Regions from separate parts of the Homo sapiens genome. Here region 2 is linked to region 1. A link is a loop called in an ENCODE intact Hi-C map of the cell type or tissue named here. Cell type or tissue: Calu3. All regions are shown on one strand. Links, peaks and the distances in the headings refer to the core of each region. The heading gives the core; the rest is flanking DNA.

Region 1 (4,408 bases), core at 216-4,215:
AAAGGGCCAGCAGCTATTTCAATACTGCTATTTTAATAGAATACTCTGGGTGTCATAAAGTTCCATGTCTGGTGTAACTCATAATTAATTGACTTAAGAATTTTAGTTACAACGAAATGCATTACCCAGGGTTCATGATCTCTTCCAACTCATGAAACAAATTTTAATCAAAACAGAAATGAAATATATTTTTGCAAAGGTGCTCATTCAAAGGGCTAGGAATGTATGATATAATAGGGGAAATATGTTACTCATGTTTACACCTGGTTGATTATTATCTACAGAATAATAAAAGTGAAAAATTATGTCAGCTGACATATGTAATTTTATTAACTTATTTCACAAAATAAATAAATGTCCTCCAAAAATAAGAGACTGTTTTAGAAACCACAGTAAATCTAAAAGGAATATTTAAAACTATGTAAATCCAAGGTCAAATTTTCAGAAAATCAGCAAACAATCTACTCTATAAGGAGAGTTTCTCCCTTTAACTCAACAGCACCATCCAATCATGTTTATAAATTCTCATTAGGGCTGAAAAAAAAGTTCCTTGAATAAAATATTTATTAATACCTCAAGCTTAGTTCTATACCTTATGACAGTAGTTAGCATTAGTAATAAAGCCAAAATAACTGTGAAACCATCTACTATCTTCTTTTAAATCTTTTTTGCTTTTCCCTTCCTCAAGCCCAGAAAGCATGTTTGTTTGGAAACAACTAGCAAACGCTATAAATGGAGAACTTAGAGTGAATGATTAATGATCAAGGCAAAAATGTAAAATCACATCAGCTGATAAGTGGCTGACTAACTCAAGGTTGAAGAATGTGAGGGCATTGTGGCAAAGCTGAAGAGTAACATTTCTTTTGCTGGTAAATGACAGGCATGAGACACCACATCATACTCTTAGATGTCCAAAAGCAAATCCATTGTTTTAAGTTTACATAACCAGCAAAGGTGATGTTTGAAAGTCACTGGAGACAGATTCTAAAAAGCCATGTTACAAACAGCTACATGTATATAACTGTAAACACTATTTACAGCTACAGTATACAGCTGTTTTCATGGCTGACATAAGAAATTCTATGGTACTCCTTAATAAGTAGCATAACTTAAAATCTCTAAGCAAGGGTAATACAGTTACATGAATGGAATCTAAGGAAATGGCCTACATCATCATATACTGAAAATGAGTAAGAAAAACACTAGGACAATAAGCTTTGATCTCAAAACTTTAACAAAATTATTGAGTTCACTAATCTTGTTCTCACTTCTTTGTTATAGAGACATTCATAGCCTACCCTTTTCCTAATTGAGGAAGTCAAAGATGAAAGAAAAATCAATAAACATTGAAAAAATATAATTTGTTTAGTGGTGTATTGAAAATTAACCACGAAGAGGAGCAAAGCCAAGACACACTGCAAAGGCAAATTGTACCGAGCTTGTCTTGGAATGTTGCCATGCTCAGTTTATCACCTTACTCTGAGGGAAGCATGGGTGGTTTTGAGAAGGGCTCTGCATGGGAGTAAGAGAGAAGCAAAAATAGTAGCTTCTTTTAGCTACCATCTCCCCATAGCAAAATTTACATTTATCTTTCACTCTATAAAGCAAATAGTACACTAGAGCTTTTAGCAATTTTATTTTTACATACAATTAAGATAGACAAATATGATGTGGTGCTTTTAAGCATGTGCCTCAAAGACCTACAACTAGAGGGAGTATAACTGACCAAGGGCTCAAGCTTCTGAGCTCTGAAATCCATTGCTGAATTTGCATGGAGTCCACCCTTCCCACAGGCACCTCCCAACCCACGCCTGAGCACAGCAGGGATACCAAAGCAGATCCATTCCTGGGACATAACTATATGTGAATAGATATATTCACTGAACTACAGAGAGATAGATTTTTGTTCAGTATAAGTATGACCTCATAGTCAAAGATATCTAAAAGTAAAATGGGCACTCTAGTCCTCTCAATCACTCTTTGATAATGGTAACATCTCCATTTTACAAAAGAGGAAATACTCTGCTTGGAGAAGTCAAGTTCTCAGGGGTATACAGCTTTAAGGGTAGAGACAATATTCCAACTTTGATCTTGCTCACTGTTTCCACAATACCAGTTAGAAGAAATATCTTTCATGAAAAGACACCAAATGGATATGCATCAGCCATAAATAGGTGTCTGGACTATGTGGTGTATAAAAACACTTCTAGTGCTAAACTTTGATGAATTGTATGCTTAGAATTCACTTCATAATACCATATCTCCTTTATTTTGAATAAGACACACACTCTTTTTCATGTCTTGTGAAACAAGTAAATCTACAGACCCAATTTAAATTTTCGTTACAGTTATTTAAGTGCTCAGGTAAGACTATACCCTTTTAAAATTTAACAATGGAAATTAATATCATCAAGGGGGTATCTGTTCTAATAAGCAAAAAAAAAGATGATATATATAAATCCTAAACACTAAATATTAAATTAATACAATGCAATGCCTTGAAAAAGTGAAATATTAGACAAATATCTATAAAATTTTTACTAATATTTTTAGAACTTTTTTTTTGGTGGGGAGGGGGGATGGAGTTCCACTCTTATAGGCCAGACTGGAGTGCAATGGCATGATCTCAGCTCACTGCAACCTCCACCTCCAAGGTTCAAGTGATTCTCCAGTCTCAGCTTCCCAAGTTGCTGGGATTACAGGTGCCCGCCACCACACCTGGCTAATTTTTGTATTTTTAGTAGAGACGGGGTTTCGCCATGTTGGCCAGGCTGGTCTTGAACTCCTCACCTCAGGTGATCCACCTGTCTCAGCATCCCCAAGTGCTGGTATTACAGGTGTGAGCCACCTTGTCTGGCCTAGAACTTTTAAAGTAAAATACTATTAAGTAAGGCCACAAAACCAGAGGTATAGATCCAGTTAATATCATCCAAATCTTCCACTGATCTGACCAACAAGACTCCTGTATCAGCCCCAAGCACCACTGAACTTTGAACATTGTCATCCTCACTTAGCTCAAATAATAATGTGGTTGAAAGTCAGGTCATGGCAGTATTTGGAAATGAAATAGCAAAACACCTTTAAACCAAAGCTCTGTTTACAAATTTAAAGCCACTAAATTCCACTGATGCCTCTTGTCTCTCACTCTCAAGCCCCAAATAAACTGTTTCCTCTAATCACTAATCCTCTTTCGCAATCCCTCGCTTACACAGCTATGCACTTTTTCCCTTTTGGTTCATGCTCTCCACCCTACCACACTCCTTTTGATGTCCTTCTCAACCTTGTCCATTGTACACTCTATGACTCCCATTTTTTAATAAGCAAACTTCCTTATTCCTGAGACATTAGTTTGTCTCCAAATTGTTTTCTCCTTAAAAGCCTGATTTATATAAGTCATCGTCTTCATGCATTCAGATCAAGATAGAGGCTCAGAATAATCCTACTTCCATTTTGTGGCTTTTGTGTCATTACTTTTCCACTTTCATGCAAAAAATTCTTCTTTTTCACTTACATTCACTTCACTAATCTGTATCACTCTGAATACTAGGACTCATCAACTTTTAGGTTATTCCTTCAAAATCCATTTCTCCTGATTCCAAAATCCCACCAAAATCAATATTGATAATCAATACCTATGCACCACAATCAATAATCTATCCATAGAATTCATGATCTCTACTTCAACTCTCATTTCAGAAAACCATTTCCAACTTGGATCTCATGGCCACTCTGAATGCCTCTATCACTAGAGGCTTAAACATTGATGTTCTACTTACCAATTAGTTCCCTGTATTTCACGCAATCTAAAATATTTTATTTCAATCAATCCTGTCCTGGAATCCTCTTGAGACTGGTTAGTCTCTTGATACATCTTCTCCTAAACTATGAGCCCTTTTTAGCCTCACTTTTTTTCTCTGTTCAGCTGCAATGTTTCTTCACTCAAATCCCAGTTACACTACATCATGGTAAATCTATTTTGAGAAAATTACATACCTGAATCTTCAGTTGGTTTTTAGAAAGTGGCAACAATATTTATTCCTCATAGAAAAAAAAGGTTTAAATGTGGCAACGTATATAACGTACTAAGTACAATTACTAACATATCATATGTACTCAATAAATATTAATATCATCTATAATCAATCACTAACAATCTCAAGTCCCTCATGCCTATGTCTTCTTGCAACAAGAAGTCTGAAAATTCCAAACTTGGAATGGACTATGCAATTATTGCATTAAATAGAGCTAAGGGACATGGATTAATTGTACAGATTGATACCACTACATATTTATATGTTTCAATTTCAGCAGGACCCCAAGGCCTGTCCAGTAAGCTCTTCACACATATCTTGGTATCTTCCTCTCCTCCATTACAGTTCTAACATCATCCCTTAACCTTAAGTTCCCT
Region 2 (4,408 bases), core at 157-4,156, 150 kb after region 1:
AATAAAAGCATTCCAGGAAGATAAATATAATGTGTAAAGTCATTCATAAAAAATTAAAACAAACAAAACATCTTGTTTTTTTGTGAGACAGGAAGCTCTGCGAGATGACAAAATAGGTTGGTGTATGTGAACACATTAGGAGATGGAAGAAGCAGGGGTTGGATCATAATTCTGTATTTTATGACAATTTTTATATTTTAATAGAAGTTAAACACAACTTTGGAATGTGGAGAACAGAGGAGACAATATGAGAGACCCCAAACCTAGGGATCCTGTAAGAGACTCTTGCAATATTTCAGACTGATGGAAGGGGTTGTTGCCAAAGTCACACCAGTGAGAAGGGGAGAATGAGCTACTGAGATGTTTTTGAGATTTTGAGATTCAATGATCAATTTAATATGGTATGTGAGGGAGGCAGGGTGATTTAGGTTATTTAGGACAACGCGTTGGCATTTGTAAGGTTCAAAATATTGTCAGAGATACTTTGGACTGGATTAATTTCGTAGACGGGAATGATTAAATGGGGTCCTAAAAAACAGATACATTTCTGAAGCCAGACTTTGTGGAAAGGAGCAGACACTTCAACGACTGAGATTCTTTTCAGCTCTACTTTTCAATTTCTTCAATTTAGATAAAAGAAAATTTACCCTAGTTTCAACAGCAAGAAGCAGGACTCTAAGATAACTTCTCAAAGTTTAAATATTTATTGTGACATTTCAAGAACTAAGGACAATGTGTTTTTGAGTCATCTCAGTTACAAATGCAAAACTCAGAACAGTATTTACACAAATTTGGAGGAAAATGCACCAACATAGCAAGACGGAGGATATAAATTTCATCTTTCATGTCTTAGCAAGTAAATTTATATTTATCAATGTAAGTATTATGCATTTATGCATTTTAATGAGTTTTTAAAAAATATTTTATGGAGTATACAAAAATCAATCATATAGTTATTAAAAAGCTGAAGCAACTCTGGGATGCTTGTTGCGTGCATATGGCGCCTGGTGATATTCTGTATAGTCTTTATAGACTTTTATGCCTTGAGTGTCTTAGTAACTTGGTACTCAATTTTCTTTTTCACTTTTGGTTTTAAAAAAAGACAACTAAATGGCTTTTACATAGAAGCCATTGAGATCTAAAATGTTTACTATCAATCATTTTATGAGAAAAAATAAGGTAGTGTATTTTGACACTGATTATTATAAAGAGTTCTTTGTAACTTTCTTAATTTTTCTTTTTAAATTCACAAAAAACCCTGTTTACATCACTCTTTCATTGTTTTACCCCTAATATTTTTCTATCTCATTACTACTACTGTATAGTAATGATTCTTCTAAAGTATGTCCTTTATAAAATGCAAGCCTACCTGTCAGGCTAATGAGTAACAGCAGGTTTTTTTCCTAGAAAATGCATTATTTCCGAAGCATATGTACATCTATAATGCCTGTTATTCTCACTGGTAGAGTTCCTTGCTAGACATAAGACAATTTGCACAGCTTTGAGAGTTAAGATTCATGTACAATTTATTTTATAGTCTGATAAACAGTGCCTTTGTGAAAGCAGTTGCTCTTATATCTCCTAAGTTCAACATTAAGTTTATTTCATAAAGCAGCATGAATAAATCCACAACTCTTAAGGAAATAAATGTGCCCTTCGACTAAACATAGGCTCATTTATCAACTGTGGCTCATGCAAACTTTTGGAGTTTGGAGTTGAAAATATCACCATGTCTCAAACTTGGATACATGAAAATACTGGTCTTCAAGGTGAAGTTAATGGAACACCTGATTCACTTTGTGGGCTTTATCAAAATGCAAATTCCTGGGCTCACTCCAGATCTAGTGAATCAGATGTCAGTGAGTGGGGGCCTAGAATTTGCATTTTGATTAAGCTCCCCAGGTGCTTCATGTGCCTTTAGAAGATAGCAATTTGACACGCTTCTCAGGTTTATTTGCCTTCTAAAACAATATTTTAGCTTAAACCTGTGAAAAACATATGTGATTTTGGATAAAAATATTGAAAAATTATGCTATATATGGTACCTTGGGTATTCAGAGACTGAGAAGTCACATCTATGGAATGTGCACATGCTGGGTGCTTTATACATGTTACTTTATTTAATCCTAGCCACAATCCTATGAGGGTAGATATTATTATATCAGTTTTATAGATGAGAGAACAGGCTCAAAGATGTTAAGCAACTTGACTAGGGTTACACAGGAAATAACTAGAAAGTAAAAAACTAAATTCAGTTACATCAAACTGTAAAGCTTTTTCTGCTCTACCAGGCTGCTGGCGTGGATAGGGTGAAGGGTGGGGCAGAGGAAGCAAATTTTTGTGGTGAATTTATGCTGGGTAGAAGTATTTGCTCTATCAGTTAATAGAACAACCTGGTAAGAAAGAAATTCTTGTATCAACTTCATAGATGGGAGTCAGACAGCTTAGGTAACTTACTGGCAAACACTCATTTATTTAGTTATTGACATATTTATTATTCATTTATTGATATAGTAAATGGCTACAAAGGGTGAAGTCTGAGATTGAACAAAGCGCACCTGGTGTCAGCTCTCATGGAGTTCACAGACTAGTTTAAGAGACAAAGAGATAAATTGATCTACACTATAATTTGTGATAAGTGCTATAAGAGCAAAAATAACAAGAGAAATCTAATTTAGATCTGAGACTCAAAGACAGCCTATGTAGAGAAGTGATATTTGAGCTAAGATGTGAAGTATAAGTAAGATTAGCAAAGTAAAGGGTGGAAATAAAAGCATTCCAGGTGAAGGTACTAACATGTGAAAAGTCTTTGAGGCACAAAAATGCTTGGTACTATTAAGAATTGAAAGAAGACCAATGTGGCCAGCTTAGAAAACAAGTGACGGAGTGATACCACATGATACTGGATTCAGCTGACCAGATTTCTGAGGCCTTTGATGTTAAAATGAAAGACTCTTAGTAATTCTTCTATGTTAAAACAGAGATGAAAGACAAAGACAGAGTCCAATTTGCATTTTAAAAGATCATTGTATAGCTACAGAAGCTTCATTGTGGAGTAGTCCAAATGAGAAAGATGGTTAGAGCTAATTAAAAGTAGCAACAAAAATGTAGAAATGAAGGACAATTTAACAAATAAATTTGGATTCAGAATAGTCTGAGCTTCATATTGGGTGATGCGGAGAGGGGAGGCATCAGGACAAAGCCATAACGAAAATGATTTCAATTTTCTGTCTTTAGCAACTGGGTGAAGAGAGAATAGAGGGTCATATGCTGAGAAAAGGAATGCTATAGAGGAGCAGGTTCAAATTCAGAAGGAAGAACTTGGATGGAAATATATATGTGTGTATGTGTGTGGGCTCTTTGAGCACAAAGATGGTATCCATGGCAATAAAAGTTCTCTCCTAAGGAGAAAGTGTAGAATGAGAAACAATGAAAGCAAGAAATGAGAAAGAAAATGAAACTGAGAACTAGAAGCCAGAGACACAGAAAGAAAATCAGCAGACTGATGGTGTTGTAACTGCCCAACAGGTGCTTTCTGCCCACTGCACAATTAAAGACCATGGCATTACAGTAAAGAAAGACTTAAACTGACTTGAGGCTGGCCACACCATGTGGGAGATGGAGTTAGTACTCAAGTCGATCTTCTCTAAAGCCTATAGGTTAGGGGACTTTCAAAGGCAGTTTAGGGGAAGGGGGGATGGCTAGAAATGGATGCCTGCTGATGATTGGTTGTGGTGGAGATGAAATCATAGGAGGTCAAAGCTGTCCTCTTGAGCTGAGTTGCTTCTGGGGGGGCCATAGGAGTGGAGTTGGTGGGTCCAGGTGGAGCCATGGATTTCAGACATGCAAAAAAACCTGAAAAGTTATCTGAAAAGGCCAATATTAAGTTCTAGAATACTGATTTTATTTGTAGGAATGGCTGGCAATCTTTTATGACTGCACTTTAGCAGAATTCAGATTCCTCTCTTCCCCCTAGCCTGCTGGCCTTTTGTTAGCTTTACAAAGGCAGTTGAGTTTTGGGGAAGGCCTGTAATCATTTTTTTTTCTTGCTCCTTGCTTTTTTTTTTTTTAGTTTTTTATTTTTATTATACTTTAAGTTCTAGGGTACATGTGCACAATGTGCAGGTTTGTTACATATGTATACATGTGCCATGTTGGTGTGCTGCACCCATTAACTCGTCATTTACATTAGGTATATATCCTAATGCTATCCCTCCCCCATCCCCCCACCCCACGACAGGCCCCAGTGTGTGATGTTCCCCTTCCTGTGTCCATGTGTTCTCATTGTTCAATTCCCACCTATGAGTGAGAACATGCGGTGTTTGGTTTTTTGTCCTTGCAATAGTTTGCTGAGAATGATGGTTTCCAGCTTCATCCATGTCCCTACAAAGGACATGAACTCATCATT

What was found. Peaks named below come from ENCODE experiments on the same cell type or tissue, not always from the same donor. Only the 100,000 strongest peaks of a DNase experiment are listed, where the experiment ranks them.
Region 2: it touches region 1 in a loop (5-fold over the local background); 1 of 110 quality-filtered maps calls a loop at or near these places.

The regions. Positions count from the first base shown.
Region 1 is chr12:59,648,118-59,652,525 of GRCh38, reverse strand. All of the region lies in intron 1 of SLC16A7 (solute carrier family 16 member 7), which reads right to left. Among named protein-coding and RNA genes, the nearest start is that of SLC16A7, 54 kb to the right of the region's middle. In Calu3, for the core only: no CTCF peak of the experiment used is centred there; DNase peaks (open chromatin) are centred at 835, 1,455, 1,755 and 3,225.
Region 2 is chr12:59,499,031-59,503,438 of GRCh38, reverse strand. No RefSeq gene overlaps it. Among named protein-coding and RNA genes, the nearest start is that of LINC02448, 23 kb to the left of the region's middle. RefSeq lists enhancers at 1,590-1,759, 3,370-3,419, 3,430-3,539. In Calu3, for the core only: no CTCF peak of the experiment used is centred there; a DNase peak (open chromatin) is centred at 2,318.